Regions from separate parts of the Homo sapiens genome. Here region 2 is linked to region 1. A link is a loop called in an ENCODE intact Hi-C map of the cell type or tissue named here. Cell type or tissue: mucosa of descending colon. All regions are shown on one strand. Links, peaks and the distances in the headings refer to the core of each region. The heading gives the core; the rest is flanking DNA. Region 1 overlaps PEMT (phosphatidylethanolamine N-methyltransferase). Region 2 has its middle 37 kb from the start of PEMT.

Region 1 (8,321 bases), core at 313-8,312:
GTCCAGGGCCTAGCACCATCACCACTGCCCAGAACAACTCTGTAGGGGCCTCCCCACCCTGGGGGCCTCCTCACAGTAGGAGACCCTGTTTCCACCCTGCAGCCAAGGGGAACCTGTCACTTTCCTCCCATACTTCATTTGTTTCTTGGAACCTGAGTCCCTCACCAGGCCTGCCTGTTGCAAGGGACACTCGGGAGCCCTGGACCCTCTCCTGGGTCGGCCCACCACAGCCGTGGCACATGCTGTTCCCTTGGGCGGGAAGGCTCCTCACCCACCCCACTGCCTCACCTCCTGACACCTGCTCACACCCAGATCTGACTTCAAAACTCACCTCACCAGCGAGAATGATTCTGCAGAGCCTGAGGACGCAGATCGATCATGGCAGCGATGAGAGGAAAACATCCCGCCCTGTCCCCATCCTGCAGTGGCTTGTCCCAAGGGGTGGCGTGCCCCTGAGGGCAGGGCATGAAAACCATGCTCATAGCTGAGTGAGTCCCCTGCCTGTGTCATAGAAGGACTAACTCAATATTGTTGGATGGATGGATGGACGGATGGACGGATAGATGGATGGACGGATAGATGGATAGGGGTGTCCAGGTGGAGGGAATGGCGAGAGTAGACGCAGGAATAAGCGGAGGTGATCTGAGACCTGAAGACATCGCAGGAGCCCAGATGGAGGGAAGGAGGCCGCGGTGGGACAGGCTCTGGGGAGAGAATAAGTCCTGGGCCCCAGGGTTAATGGGCCAAGACTTCCTTCTGAGGACAACAGGGGGTTGAGGGGGTGTCCTGACCCCATTTGCATTTGGCAGGGGGGGTGGTGTGAGGGTGAAGCGCAGGGGTGAGTGGGGAGTGGGCAGGAGGTGGGAGCCCTGAGGGGAGGGGCCCACTGGACTGAGCCAGGCCGGTTGCCAGGGAACCAGGCTTCCTCCGGCTGCACACACAGCTGGGTGCTGAGTAAGTGGTACCTAAAAATAAAGCCCCCCAGTGGGGGCTGGGACTGATGGGGAGTGGAGGTGGGGAGCAGGGAACTGCCTAGGAACATGAGCAGTGCTCAGGCTGAGACTTTCTGGCACCTCCCACCCATGGCCCGGATCCCAGGCCGAGCATCCTGGCTGGGGAGACAGGGAAGGAGGCCCAGAGAGAGAAGGAGCCAGCACAGCTGAGGGATGGAGAGGCTCTGTGGCCCAGACCCTGAAGGCCACCTGCCTGGGCTGTGGGGCCCGGTCAACTGGGCACCTGGGATAGCGAAGACACAGGTGAGGGTCAGCCTTGCCCAGCAACCCTGGCACCATCATCCACTCTACCTCCATATGCAGAGTGGGAAGTTGGGGAACCTGCCCAGGTCCAGGGGCGAGGGGGCTGGGGCTGGGGCTGGGGCAAGAGGAGTTCAGGGCTGGCAGCCCTGCCTCCACCATGTGCCCTGGGGGCCAAGGAAGTGGGACAAGAGGCCGTGTGATGAAAGGGTCAGGTTCACTCCTCGGAAGCCCTGTGGCTTCTGACAGCTCTGGCCTGGGGACTCCTGTGCTGGGGGGTGAGTCTCCTTGCACCCGCCTCCAGCCCTCCAAGGAGAGGGCCAGGCTTGCCTGGAAGGCTCAGGAATGCGGCCCGGGACCCCATCTTGGCGGTGTGAGCACGAAGATCCTGGATTGAGGGCGCTTTGTAAATATCCATTCAGGCCGTGGCTTTGCAGCCCTGAGCGAAAGTAACGGGAGGTCAAGGGAAAGCCGGCCCTCGGCCACTGTCTCTGAGCTTGACTGAGGACCCCTGGAGCTGGAGGAGGGCGGTGATCTGCCTGAGGTCACAGGTGGAAGAGGAGAGGGGCTGGAACAGGTGGAGGCCTCTCCCCGCAGAACCCTAATCCCCACACGGCCTCCGGGAGCCCCTGACTGGCCTTCGGGGCTCACAGAGAGACCCTGAGGGATAATGTTGACCAAAGCTGAAGGGCTGAGGGCCTCTAGCACCCCGGGGAGAATCACCCCAAAGCCCACCAAGCATAGAAGTCCTCGACCTGCCCCAGTCAGGGGGCCTGGAGTCCTGGGGGCTGAGGGGTGACCCTGCCACCAGCAGCAGAACTGGGATGAAAACAGGAAGTGGCGGCATGGATGCCAGGAGGAGAGGGGGAGGGTGTCCCCTCTGTCCACCTCAGGAGTCCCAGTGGCAATGGCTGAGCCTACACTCCTGGTCACTGTGCCCTGCCTCCCCCAGATGAGGCTTACCCTTGCAGGGCCCACCCCTCACCCCCATACAGACACATAGGGTGCCCAGCATGTGTCCAGCTGCTGGTCAGCACAAGGCCATTCATTTAGGAATGACAGTGTCATCTGCCCAGCTAGACTGGGGTGGCCAAGGACAACATGCCCACACCTCTCCACCCTCATGCTGACGGACACGGGGCTGGATCCTCCAAGGGAAGAGGCAGCAGAGGGGCTGTCTTGGGTGTGCTGGGGCAGGGGTGGGAGCAGGTGACACAAGACACCAAGTCTCCTGGAGATGAAACCATGGCCATGGCCAGGTGAGCCCCTGACGCCTCCTAAGTACCTTACTGGGAGGCCTGGAGAGAGGTGCCCACCCCTCAGCTCTGAGATTTCAAGACAGAAAGGCTGGAGCCAGCCTTGCTCGGGAGCTATTTGACCTGATATTCGTGCCCCAGGCCTGCTCCTTCCCCACACAGACAGACAGAGGCTGGAGCAGATGTTGGGGTCAGGGTGCCTTTATTGGTGAATGGGAATGTGTGGGTTGGAGCTCAATGGCCATATGTCGGCACGTCCAGGGTCCCCAAGGCAGCAGGTTCCAAGGCACTGGGGCAGCCCACGCCGGGGGCGAGCCCTGAGCAGCAGGCACCATTCTCGCCCTGCGCAGGGCCTGCCACTTGGGGCAGGCCAGGAGGCTGGCCAGGCCTTCAGCAAAGCTGTTGCAGCTCAATCAGCTCCTCTTGTGGGACCCGGAGGCTTTCTGCCGGTAGATCTCAGCGGTGAAGGGCCTGCCGGGCAGCGGGGAGAGGCTTCGGTCAGCAGGTCCTGGGGGTGACCCACTGCCCGCACCAGAGCTCTGCGTCCATCAGCTTGAGGGTGTCCAGATGGGACCGGGATCCCCTTCATCCCCCAGAGCCACTGGGGCAACACTGACTTGGAGCCTTCAGAGCGCAGGCGGGAGAGGGGAGGGGAGAGGGGCCGGCTGCCTGCTGGGTCCTGCAGGCCGCATTGTAAGCTACCATGGCCGCTCTGACCTGGGAGCCCTGGAGTGGGCCTGGCTGACGGCAGCCTGTCCTGAGCCTGCCCTGGCCACAAGGAAAGGTTCTAGAGGGAGAGACAGGGCCAGTCGGGCAGCCACGCCCCCACCCGCCGCAGCCCCTACTCACTCTTCGTATAGGAGAGCCACTATGTAGGTGAGGGCCACCAGCACCGTCAGGAGCAGGCCCGTGGGGCTGGCGTGCCTGAAAGGACAGAGGCAGGTCAGGCCTGGCTGGAGCCAGGGTCTCTCAGGGCCACGGCCCACCTGCCCAGGCTGGCCCTTCCTGCCGTGACCCTGGCCCTCCGGCCGACGCTGGGCCACTTGGGCCGACCGAGCCCAGGCAGCACTGCCCCTTCCTGAGTCTGGCTTTTGTGCCAGGACCAGGGTCCCCATGTTCTCGGTCCTGATCCATTTATCATCATTGTCTGCCTGTCTGGCCTGGCTGGGTTCCCTCAGGGTGGGGCCTGCTCACTCTTTCCGGGTCTCCAGCCGCCAGCCCAGAGCTGGGAACGCAGCCCCAGGCGGAAGAGTCCCAGTGGCTAGGGCTGTTCATTCCCGCACAGGAGGAGATTCTGGGGCAAAGTGCTCCCGTCTCCCAGAAACCATGCTCTGAGGAACAAAGGCTGTTTTCTAGAAATGAGTCCAGGGTCCCCCAAAGCCAGTTTGGTCCACCCTGAGTCCCCAGCCCCTGGCCACAGGTGCAACCCCATGGCCACGCCCTGGGAGGATCTGGCTGTGGGGAAGGGGGCTTAGGAGCTGCCGCCCCGCCCAGCCCTCAACACCTAGCCCAGCTTGGGCTCTCCCAGGTGGTGGGACAGCAGCCCCACGCCCAGGAGCCCCCGGTCACCCCAGCCCAGAGGACGGGAGGCCCCAGGCAGAGCATACAGCAGGCCCAAGGCCGGATGGAGCATCGCCAGGGGCTCTTTGCTGGTGACCAGCTCCTGACCCCGCCACACCAGTAAGCAGCGGCAGCTCGTCAGTGACGGCACCAAGGAGCCCGGGCGCAGCTGCTTTGGGTTTCCAGAAATAGCTGCCGTCAAGCTGTCCCCCAATCTATTTCTATAGTTACCTCTGATCCCACAGCTCCCGCAGGTGCTGGGCTGCTGCCAGGGAGGAGGGAGGGAGGGAGGAAGAGAGGAAGGAGAGGGAGGAAAGGAGCTGTCTGGCGGGCACAGAGGGCGCATGGGCAGGCCTGGGCCAGGGGCTGTGCCCTCCTTGGCTGCCCCTGTGCCAAGCTGCCCCCTCCCCAGCCAAACCATCACAAGAACCTCAGGCAGGGCTGGATCGAGGTGAGGGCTGGAGGACACCTGTGGACCCCGTGGGGACCCTCTGCCCTGCCCACTGCCTTCCACCCCTGGACCTCACACTGGTCTGCCTGTCTGGGAGCTGCAGGAGGCAGGGCAGACGTAAGCAAAGATCCAAGCCCAGGCTCCAACCCCAGGCCTGGCAACCAGCAGCGACCCCACTGTGGGCGCCGAGGGGGACAGGAGTCCCTGATTGCACAACACGAAGCAGGAGGCCCACCTGTCCCTCACAGCCAGGCCACCACCTCTGCCATCTGTCCCCTGGCATCGGGCTCACTGCCACACAGCCTGCTGGGGTCCTACATGCCGGGGAGCTCAGACACCTGGAAGCCCATCTCCGGGGCCCTGGCAGGTGAGAGACAGATGGGCCGTGGGAGGCCTGTGGGGGTCCCCGCTGTGTCAGCGTCTGGCCAGATAATGGCTCATCTCTAATGAGCTCCTGGACCATTGATGCCATCTCTCAGCACGCTGCATGGCTGATGTCCTCTGGAGGCGGCTTATGCGTCCCCCAGAGCCCTGGCCTGGCTGCCCCGAGCCCAAGGGTGACTCTCACTCCAGGGCACAAGACACTGCTGGGGACACTAAGCCACTGGGGAGGCACCGAAGGTTGGGGGGTTAGGGAGGGATTCGTGCAGGAGGGAACACTTGACGTTGGGTTTGGAAGGACTGACAAGGGGCATAAGTGGGAGGGTTCTAGGCGAGGGAACAGTGTGTGAGTGCATACATGCATGTGTTTGTGCACACAGAGGAGAGGGGGGAGCCAGGTGTGTTGGGAACCCTAAGCCTGCAGGGACGACCTGGGTGGGGGGGATTGTTTTGAGTTTGGGCTCATCCTGTGGCCCCAGTGGGGGTGCTCCATGGCCGGTGAGCCTGGGGGCACATAGTCTGGGCCTTAGCAGGCAGAGGGACCAGGCTAGAAGGCAGGTAGGACGTGTCCCTGGGGACTGCCTGGCCTGGACGTGGGGTGGGGGTAGGGTGGGTCCCAGCCAGACCCACAGCCCCCCTTCTAGCTTCTGCTGTCTCCAACCCCCGCTGCTACGGTCCCAACTGCTGAAGGTGGGAGCCAGGAGGCAACATCTTGCGCTTGACATTCACTGTTTACGATTCACTCCTTTGGGATCCTCAGGTCTTGTGGAGAACCTGTAAATTCTAGGCCAGTGGTTTTCAAGTGTTAAACAAAAGCAGTGGAACACTGTCTGCCAAAAAACCTTCTATGGAAGAAAATGGCTAAACTAGAACTGCTGGGGTGGGGGCTGGGTATGAAGCCGAGGGCAGCGCCCGCTGTGCCATCCTTGACCGCAGGTCCTCTGACCCGCCGGGGGAGCACATCTCCATACCTTGTCAGTACCCGTACCTGGCTGAGGCCGACAGCAGTTCTAGGCTTCCCTCATGGCACGGGGCCCCCTCTGTGGGAAGGGGTATCTGCCACATGGGCAGAGGCTATTGGGGCACAGGGAGTTCTGTCAGCTGCGGGTGAGCTGGGCCCTGGCGGCTCTGGCCAACCCCTCCTGCGGGGAAGATGGGTCGGGTGGTCCCAGCCCTGATGTCCCCGCACAAGGGTCCGCAAACTACGGCCTAGGGGCCAAGAACGCCTGTTACATTTTTAAACGGTTAAAAGCAAAAGGATCAAAAAGAATGTTTCATGACACGTGAAAAGAATCTGAAATTTAGGCTTCAGTGTCTGTAAGTGGAGCTGTGCTGGCGCCAAAGACGCGCATCCATTTTCCTGCGTCTGCAGCTGTTTTGTGTGGCAGGACCAGGGCTGAGCAGCTGTGACCTGCCTGCAGCCTTTGAGCCTCCACACTCCAGCCCTCTTTGGAGAAGCTGACCACCCTGTTCTGGGATGTTGTTTCTGTTACCATAGATAAGACGCTTCTGAGAAAGGGAGAACCAGGGCGCCTAGGCCCCCACAAATGACACGTTCTTCCTTTCTCTCTCTCCAGGGGCCCTGGCCCCCGCGTCCTGAGCTGCACCAGCTCCTCTCCGGGAGGTGGCCAGCAGGGCAGAGGGGTGGCAAGCCTGGTACTCACATGATGGCCCAGCCCAGGTAGTTGGCTGTGCTTCCCCAGTACATGGGGTTGTCCAGGATGTTGAAGGGGAACACGGTCACTCTCGCCTCCTTGAGGATCCCGAAGTAATCACCTGTGGATGAGGCAAGGCAGGGTCCCTCGGCTATTCATCAGCCCTGGCCACACCATCACTGAGGGAGGCCCCAGAGCGGGCTGTGGCGAGACCTGCAGGTGAGACAGGGCCCTGCCCTCCAGGAGACTTCAGAGAGTTCAACAATGGGCAGAGTCAGAGGGACCCAACAGGCACGCAGACAGCAGAGGGCGTGGGGCCTAAGGACTAAGGTGCTGAGCACCGCCCCTGCCCCACTGCTCCTCTTCTCGAGCACTCTGACCCAGCCATGCTGGCCTTCCTCTTCTTCCTGGCTCTGCACACGCTGTTCCCTCCCCTGCGATGCCTTTCCCTGCTCTCTGTACAGAGAGCGCCTTTCCTCCTCAGGCCCTTCGCCCTCTGCTCATGGCGCCTCTTTATGCAGACCCTTCCTCTTCCTGTCCTACCTCCCACTCTTCCTCGCTCTGGTGAGTTCCTCTCCCTCTAGGGGCCTCAGCTGGTTGCTAAGGGCTGCTCTGCTCCACACCCCAGGCTGTGTGGCTCTGGCACCAGGGCCTGGCCACAGCACGCCTCCCGTTGCTCTGGGAGGTCAGCTCTGGTATTGTTTTCTCACTCAGCTGCCCAGAGGAGCTAGACCCAGTGGAGAGAGGGTGACTATTGAACAGCCTGTTCCAGACAGGCCAGCCATGCACCCGTCAGCCGCACAGCCACAAGGCGTCCCCCGGCAGAGCTGCTCTGAGCCATAAGGGAGTGGCCGGGGTCACAGTCACAGTGTCTGTCCCAGGCCCACAGAGGACAGTCCCACTGGACACAGAGTAACCGCTCCATAAAGGGTGTGGCTTCGTTCCTCCCAGCCTTCTGTCCCCAGAAACCCCTCATTTGTCTCTCCTCCCAGAGGACAATGGAGCTTCATCCAAGGCGGAAAGTAGGGCAGCTGCCCGACAATGGGCAGCATGGGCAGGAGGGGTCCAGGAGCTTCATCACCATCTGGGGACACGGGGCAGGGCCCAGGACCACTGGAAAGTTCTTTCTTCCCAGGAAGCAGGAAGTGGGGCACAGGGTGTGCGTAGATGGCACAGAAACCCAATTCGAGCTGAGTCACAGCAGGAAGTGACCACCTTTGCCTACATACCGCGCTGCTGGTCCTCGGTGTTTCTAGGCCATGTCTGCTGGCAGGGCCGCCAGGAGGCTGTGGCCACTGGTGTTTGCAGGCTCCTTCCCTCCCTCTGACTGTCCAGGACCCCCAGCTTGTTCTTCCACTGCTGAGGGGCTCCACCCACCATCCTGGCTCTCCTTACGCTGCCTCTGCAGCCCTCCCTGTCCAGATCCACCCGAGCACTGGCCACTGGAGGGCCCCCGCCGCTGGTCTCCCACAGGACCTGATTGCACAGCCCGGAGTCCCCCTTCCCATGGGGCCCTCACCGCCCTCACATCCTGGAAGGGCCCCTCCACAGCTCCTCCTGAGCCCCACCTCTGATCCTGGCTCCATCGGTCCAACCTCTTCCTTGCTGGGACCCCCCCTATGGCTCCCACCTCTCTGGGGATGGAGCCTCAGCCCCTTGGATGGCCTTCAAGGCCTCGGCTCATCCTCCTGCCCTGTCCCAACCGACAGCACCTGTGCGGCCAGTCCAGCTGCCCCCCACCTCCAGCTGCCAGCTACTCTGCCCT
Region 2 (8,321 bases), core at 293-8,292, 120 kb after region 1:
GGTTCGCCGCAAGACGGCCACCCATGTCGTGCTGTCTTCACATATTCCAGGCACTGGGAGGTCTCTCCAGGATTAAGGCCACCACCCTCCCCTCACTGCCGCCTCCCCTGTCATGCACATGGGAAAGGCCTGGCTCCTCTTAGGCCAGGCAGACCACCCTACTTTATTTGGCCTTGGGGCCAGTGGACAGGCCTTCTAGGGCTGCCACCTTGGTCCCCAGGGGCAGTGCACTACACACCAGGCATCGGCAGTGGGCACGACTCCCTCTGGGATTGTGCAAACAGGACCTCTCTCCAGCAGCTCCACGGAGCAGGTCTCAAGAGCCCCGGACCTGGGTTTGAATCTCAGCGGTGCCACTGGCTGGCTGACTGTAGGACTTTGGGCAAGTCACTTTACCTCTCTCAGCCTCTGCTTTTTCCTCTGCTAAGTGGGAACTAGAAGGCTGACCTCTCAGGGCTGCTGGAAGGGACAGAGGGGCATGTATAGAGTCCCTGGCCCATCCTTAGGGAGATGAGGGGAGAAACTTACACCCACTCACATATTCACACACACACACACACACATACACACTCCAAACAAAGTTTCATTTTTTTTCTTTTTTTTTTTGAGATGGAGTTTCCACTCTTGTTGCCCAGGCTGGAGTGCAATGGCGCGATGATCTCAGCTCAGTGCAACCTCCACTTCCCGGGTTCAAGTGATTCTCCTGCCTCAGCCTCCCGAGTAGCTGGGATTACAGGCACTTGCCACAACATCCGGCTAATTTTTTGTATTTTTAGTAGACGGGGTTTCATCATGTTAGCCAGGCTGGTCTCAAACTCCTGACCTCAGGTGATCCACCTGCCTCAGCCTCCCAAAGTGCTGGGATTACAGGTGTGAGCCACTGCACTGGCCCTAATCAGGTTTCAAATCCTTCTCTAAATACCCATCCTAGGCCACCATGTCTCACTGATTCTTTTATTCCTTTTTTTTTTAAGAACAATATCTAAAATGCAAAAAAAAAAAAAGGATATAATAATAAACAGTCATATTTTCATCACCCAGAGAAGTCCAGCCGCCAAGCAGGTGGCCTTTGATGGTGGGAGGCAGTGCCACCCCTGCCCTGCCTCCCTCTTCACTCTGGCTTACCCCATGGTGCTTTTCTGGCGCAGATGAGGAAACAGGGATTTGAGGGCTGCAGGAGGCAGAGGAGCCATCCTCCCGGTTCTCTCAGACAGGACAGGAAGCCTGGAGCACCCAGCTTCACAGAGGCCCCAGCACTTCCGTAGGCCTCGCACCACCTCCCTCACCCGCCTTTGCCAAGCCACCCGCTGTGATGATTTGAAGGCCACTCCGGCAGGGCAGAGAGGCCCTGCAGGTGATCTTGCACTCTGCCTGCATTTCCACCGCCAGAGCCTCAGATCTTTTGTTCTCCCAAATCAATGGCAGCAATGCTGTGGGCTGCCTCAAGTTTCGCCTCTCATCCTGGGATCGGGCGGGGGCTGGGAGTCCTATTGGACAGGGATGCCCCATTCGGGGGATTGCCAGTCAGGGCTGGGGTACGGGTGAACCCTCAAGAGTGACACATCTACTGGGTATTTAGACATGGGAAACAACTTCCCATTTGGCTGCGAGGAGGCTTCGGGAGCTGGGAAGTTCCCCTGCAACTGCCTGTGCTCCCGGGAGGAAAGGCCCCACCCAAGCCAGATCGTGGTCCCCTCGCAGGTGTAACGCATTGAGCTGGGTGAGCTGGGCAGCCTTGGAGTTGAAAGGACCCCAGGAATCCAGTCCAGGTCCCCTGTGGTGCAAATGGGGAAACTGAGGTCCGGACAGGGAGAGGACCTCACCCAGCCGGTGGCTGCCAGGTAACGCATGTCTTTGGTTTTGTCCCTTTAACTCTGTGAGTCTGGGTCTCAGTCTCCTCATCTGTCAGTTATAAATGATAATCCCACTACAGTCCCAGGGCATTGCCGGAGAAGCTGGCGGCGGCGTGGCAGTTGCTGTTCTCTGAAAAGTCCCCACTGTTCCTGCCCTCCCAGCCTTGGTCTTTGCTGGGCCCTGGGGTCCCTTCCTCAGGCTCCTCCCTGCTGAGCCCGCCCCCCGCACATCCTGGCTTGGGTCCCTGCAGTAAGCCCTGTTCTCACCCCCACCCCCGTCCAGGAACAAGGGCTGGGATGCTCTCACCAGCGTCAGCTTCTCTCATGCTGAAAGCTCTGACTCTTGCACCATGCCCAGGCCAGAGCCCTCACTCAATGCACTGAATAACTGAGCACACACAGGCACACCTGGAATCCTAACCGCTTCCACGGTCCCCTAAATGCTCATCCTGAGCCAGAAAGTCTAACTGACTCTTTTGTTGTTCTTTTTTTTTTTTTTGAGACAAGGTCTCGTTCTGTCTCCTAAGCTGGAGTGCAGTGGTGCAATCATGGCTCACTGTAGCCTCCAACTCATAGGCTCAAGAGATACTCCTACCTTAGCCTCTCAAGTAGCTAGGGCTGCAGATGTGACCACCGCACCTGGCTAATTATTATAATATTATTATTGTTATTATTTTTTGAGACGGAATCTTGCTCTGTTGCCCAGGCTGGAGTGCAATGGCATGATGTCCCGGCTCACTACAACCTCCACTTCCCGGGTTCAAGTGATTCTCCTGCCTCAGCCTCCCAAGTAGCTGGGATTACAGGCACCCGCCACCACGTCTGGCTAATTTTTTTGTATTTTTAGTAGAGACAGGGTTTCGCCATGTTGGCCAGGCTGGTCTCGAACTCCTGACCTCAGGTGATCTGCCTGCTGCGGCCTCCCAAAATGCTGGGATTACAGGCATGAGCCACCATGCCTGGCCTCACCTGGCTAATTTTTTGTTTGTTTTGAGATGGAGTCTCACTCTGTCGCCCAGCCTGGAATGCAGTGGCACAATCTTGGCTCACTGCAACCTCCAACTCCCAGGTTCAAGTGATTCTTCTGCCTCAGCCTCCCAAGTAGCTGGGACTACAGACGTGCGCCACCACGCCCAGCTAATTTTTTTACTTTTAGTAGAAACAGGGTTTCACCATATTGGCCAGGCTGGTCTCGAACTCCTGACCTCGTGATCCACCCGCCTCAGCCTCCCAAAGTGCTGGGATTACAGTTGTGAGCCATCACACCTGGCCTCACCTGGCTAATTTTTAAAAAATCTTTTGTAGATATGGAGTCTCACTATGATGCCCAGGCTGGTCTTGAACTCTTAGCCTCAAGTGATCCTCCCATCTCGGCCTCCCAAAATGCTGGGATTATAAGTGTGAGTCACTGTGCCTGGCCTGTTCTTCTTTAAAAGAAAAAAATCTGGCCGGGCGCGGTGGCTCACACCTGTAATCCCAGCACTTTGGGAGGCAGAGGCAGGCGGATCATGAGGTCAGGAGTTCAAGACCAGCCTGGCCATTATGGTGAAACCCCGTCTCTACTAAAAAAAAAAAACAATACAAAAATTAGCCAGGCGTGGTAGCACGTGCCTGTAGTCCCAGCTACTCGGGAGGATCGCTGAGGCAGGAGAATCTCTTGAACCCAGGAGGCAGAGATTGCAGTGAGCCAAGATCCCGCCATTGCCCTCCAGCCTGGGCGACAGAGCAAGACTCCGTCAAAAAAAAAAAAAAGAAAAGAAAAGAAAAATCTTAAAATGCAGAAAGATGGAAAGAATAATAAACAGCCATATTTCCCTCAGCCCAAAGTAAAACTGTCCACACCTCATCATTACTGCTTCTTTCGCTTTCTCTTTTGCCCGGGGGCAGGTGGCGGCATGGTGCACGGCGGGAGGCGGGCAGTGATGCCTGTTTTCCCCATGTTCCCCATTCACAATGGCCGTTGTCGTCCATGCCAGGTGGCCCCAGACCGATGGAAGAAAGGAAGCCCCAGTGGGAGTTTTGGTTTGGATGTCTCTGGTTATCCTCTCACACACTCACCAGCCAGCTCAGGTCCCCTCTGTACCCTGCTCACTCATATATTTTGCCATTTTTCTGTTGTGTTTCCTGCTTGTTCCTTGTTGGTCTGCAGGAGTTCTTTGAATGTGCTAGGTATGAATTCTTTGTTGGTTGTTTGGTTTGTGACATTTACATAAAATAAGATTAACTGGTTTTTTTTGTTGTTTTTTTTTTTTTGAGACAGGATCTTGCTCTGTCACCCAGGCTGGAGTGCAGTGGTCGAACTCCTGGGCTCAAGCAATCCTCCAGCCTCAGCCTCCTGAGCACCTGGGTCTACAGGCGTTGCACCACCATGCCCAGCTAATTTTTTGATTTTCTGTACAGACAGGGTCTTGCTATGATGTCTCAGCTGGTCTGGAACTCCTGGGCTCAAGCGATCTACCTGCCTCAGCCTCCCAAAGTGCTGGGATTACAGGTGTCAGCCACGGTGCCCAGCCAGATTAACCATTTTAAAGTGTATAGTTTAGTGGCATTTAGTATATTCACGACGTTATGCAATCATTACCTCTACCTTCTTCCAAAACATCTTCATCATCCCAAAAAGAAACCCCATCCTTCTTAAGCAATCTCTTCACTTTGCATTCCCCTCTTCCCCAATTCCTTGGCAACCAGCAACTGGCTTTCTGTCTCTATAGACTTACCTATTCCACATATTTCACATAAATGGAGTCATACAACATAGTGACCTTTTGTGCCTGGCTTTTTTTTTTTTTTTTTTTTTTTTTGAGACAGAGTTTCACTCTTGTTGCCCGGGCTGGAGTGCAATGGCGCGATCTCGGCTCACTGCAACCTCTGCCTCCTGGGTTCAAGTGATTCTCCTGCCTCAGCCTCCAGAGTAGCTGGGATTACAGGCATGCACCACCACACCCTGCTAAATTTTTGCATTTTTAGTAGAGACGCAGTTTCACCATGTTGGCCTGGCTGGTCTTGAACTCCTGACCTCAGGTGATCCACTCCCCCTCGGCCTCCCAAAGTGCTGAGATTACAGGCGTGAGCCACCGCGCCTGACAGCCTGGTTTTTTTTTTTTTTTTTTTTTACTTAACATGTTTTTTGTAGCATGTGCCAGTACTTTATTCCTTTATATGGCTGAATAATATTCCATTATGTGGCTATACCATGCTTTATTTAGCCATTCATCTGTTGATAGGTATTTGGGCTCCGCCATCTTTTGGCGATTGTGAATAGTGCTGCTATACCATTTGTGGTTATTTGTTTGACTACTTGTTTTCTTTTTTTTTCTCTTTTTTTTAGATGGAGTCTTATTCTGTCGCCCAGGCTGGAGTGCAGTGGCACAATCTCGGCTCACTGCAACCTTCACTTCCCTGGTTCCAGCGATTCTCCTACCTCAGCCTCTCAAGTAGCTGGGGCCACAGGCGTGAGCCACCATGCCCAGGTAATTTTTGTATTTTTAGTAGAGACTGGGTTTTGCCATGTTGCCCAGGCTGGTCTCAAACTCCTGGGCTCAAGTAATCTGCCCACCTGGGCCTCCCAAAGTGCTGGGATTACAGGCATGAGCTACTATGCCCAGCCAAAACCTCTTCTCCACATTCTCATCCACACTCCTCATTTTCCGTTTTACTTTTATTGTAGCCATCCTAGTGGGCACAAAGTGGTATATTAGTGTGGCTTTGACTTACATTTCCTTTTTTTTTTTTTTGAGACAGTCTCACTGTCACCCAGGTTGGAGTGTAGTTGGTGAATCTCAGCTCACTGCAACCTCCACCTCCCAGGTTCAAGCAGTTCTCCTGCCTCAGCCTCCCGAGTAGCTGGGATTACATGCGCACACCACCATGCCTGGCAACTTTTTGTATTTTTAGTAGAGACGGGGTTTCACCATGTTGGCCAGGCTTGTCTCAAACTCCTGATCTGAGGTGATCCACCCGCCTGGGCCTCCTAAAGTGCTGGGATTACAGGTGTGAGCCACCAACCCCGGCCTTACATTTCCTTCATGACTAATGGTGGTGAGCATCTTTTCATGTACTTGTTAGTCACTTGTACGTATTACTGAAGAAATGTATATTCAAGTCCTTTGACCCTTTTTGAATTGGGTTGTTTATCGTTTTGTTGAGTTGTAAGAGTTCTTTATATATTCTGGATATCTGACCCTTATAAGACATAATTTACAGACATGTTCTCCCATTCTGTGGGTTGCCTTTTTACTCTTGATACAGGTTGAGTACCCACATTCGCAATCATGTGAGGCGGGGTCCACCTTCTGTTCCACCGTGTAAGCCATCACCAGGCTTTAGCCAAACCATCCTTCCCCCTAGGCTGTGAGCCCACCTAGATTCCCATCACCACGTAAATGAGAATGTGATGGGTGCCCCTTTTGGGGTTCCATAGGCCAGTGAGAAGCAGTGAATTCGGGGTGCTCACAGCTCCAGGGATAGATCATGATGCTCAGAGTCATGAGAAACAGCATGAGCTGCAGAATAACACTGGCCCACAGCCACGCAGCCACATGTGTGCTTGTGTAAGGCTCGACACACAGCTAAAGAACAAATATCAGCCTCATTAAGAGGCAGCCTTGGGCTGGGTACAGTGGCTCACACCTTTATCTCAGCACTTTGGGAGACCAAGACAAGTGGATCACAAGGTCACAAGTTCAAGACCAGCCTGGCCAACACAGTGAGACCCCCGTCTCTACTAAAACTACACAAATTACAACAGGGGGCGGTGGCTCACACCTGTAATCCCAGCACTTTGGGAGGCCAAAAGGCAGGCAGATCACCTGAGGTTGGGAGTTCCGGACCAGCCTGATCAACGTGGAGAAACCTCATCTCTACTAAAAATACAAAAAATTAGCTGGGTGTGGTGGCGGGCACCTGTAGTCCCAGCTACTCAGGAGTCTGACGCATGAGAATGGCATGAACCTGGGAGGTGGAGTTTGCAGTGAGCCGACGTCACGCCACTGCACTCCAGCCTGGAGGACAGAGCAAGACTCCAGCTTAAAAAAAAAAATTTTGCCAGGTGTGGTGGTGCATGCCTGTAATCTCAGCTACTGGGAAGGCTGAGGCAGGAGCATCACTTGAACTCGGGAAGCAGAGGTTGCAGTGATCTGAGATTTCACCACTACACTCCAGCCTGGGCGACACAGCAAGACTCCATCTCAGGAAAAAAGAAGGCGGCAACCTTGGCAGGGGAGGAAGAGGAGAAGAGGGCTGGAGGAAGTACATACAGGAGAACACATTACAATTAAATAAAACGAGCACTGTCTCACATGGACCTGTTGGGTCTGGAATTGGTTCCTTCCGGTGGGTTCTTGGTCTTGCTGATTTCAAGAATGAAGCCACGGACCCTCCCCATGAGTATCACAGTTCTTAAAAATGGTGTGTCCAGAGTTTGTTCTTCCAGATGTTTGGATGTGTCCAGAATTGCTGCCTGCTGCTGGGTTCGTGGTCTTGCTGACTTCAGGAGTGAAGCCGCAGACCTTCTCAGTGGGTGTTATGGCTTAAAGGTGGCACGTGCAGTGTTGTTTGTTCCTCCCCGTGCATTCATGGTCTCCCTGGCTTCAGGAGGGAAGCTGCAGACCCTTGCAGTTAAGTGTTACAGCTCTTAAAGATGGCACGTCTGGAGTTCTTTGTTCCTCCCCGTGGGTTCCTGATCTTGCTGGTTTCAGAAGTGAAGCTGCAGAGTTTTGCCACTGGAGTGTTACAGCTCTTAAAAATGGCACGTCCGGAGTTGTTCCTACCTCGCAGTGGGTTCATGGTCTTGTTGGCTTCAGGAATGAAACCACAGACCTTTGTCGTGAGTGTTACAGCTCAAAAAGGTAGTGCGGACCTAAACACTGAGCAGCAGCAAAATTCATCATCAAAAGCAAAAAAACAGAACCAGGGAGCATCTTCGTTGCTGGCTCGGGTGGCCAGCTTTTATTCCCTTATTTGGCCCCACCCACATCCTGCTGATTGGTCCATTTTACAGCACGCTGATTGGTCCATTTTACAGAGTGCTGATTGGTCCATTTTACAGAGTGCTGATTAGTGCATTTTTACAGTGTGCTGATTGGTGCATTTTTACAGAGTGCTGATTGGTGTGTTTACAAACCTTTAGCTAGACACAGAGCACTGATTGGTACATTTACAATCCTTTAGACAGGAAAGTTCTCCAAGTCCCCACCTGGTTAGCTAGACACAGAGCACTCATTGGTGTGTTTTTACAGAGTGCCGATTGGTGTGTTTACAAACCTTTAGCTAGGCACAGAGCGCTGATTGGTGCATTTACAATCCTTTAGCTAGACAGAAAAGTTCTCCAAGTCCCCACCCGACCCAGAAGCCCAGCCAGCTTCACGCCTCACTGTGATAGCAACATGCCAGGACTTAGCCCCTGCACCAACACCCAAGGAAGAAGTGAAAGGACAGCTCTTTGGCACGAGGTGCTCCAGCCAGGCCCCT

What was found. Hi-C counts contacts between places; a loop is a spot of excess contacts. Peaks named below come from ENCODE experiments on the same cell type or tissue, not always from the same donor. Only the 100,000 strongest peaks of a DNase experiment are listed, where the experiment ranks them.
Region 2: it touches region 1 in a loop (2.6-fold over the local background); 28 of 110 quality-filtered maps call a loop at or near these places.

The regions. Positions count from the first base shown.
Region 1 is chr17:17,502,869-17,511,189 of GRCh38, forward strand. PEMT (phosphatidylethanolamine N-methyltransferase) reads right to left here. Exons shown (of 7, transcript NM_148172.3): 5 at 6,566-6,677; 6 at 3,359-3,433; 7 at 2,695-2,980. The coding sequence ends at 2,923. Among named protein-coding and RNA genes, the nearest start is that of RASD1, 11 kb to the left of the region's middle. RefSeq lists an enhancer at 504-1,476. In mucosa of descending colon, for the core only: no CTCF peak of the experiment used is centred there; DNase peaks (open chromatin) are centred at 3,713 and 4,123.
Region 2 is chr17:17,624,987-17,633,307 of GRCh38, forward strand. No RefSeq gene overlaps it. Among named protein-coding and RNA genes, the nearest start is that of PEMT, 37 kb to the left of the region's middle. RefSeq lists enhancers at 733-1,638, 1,639-2,544, 3,638-3,797. In mucosa of descending colon, for the core only: no CTCF peak of the experiment used is centred there; a DNase peak (open chromatin) is centred at 3,765.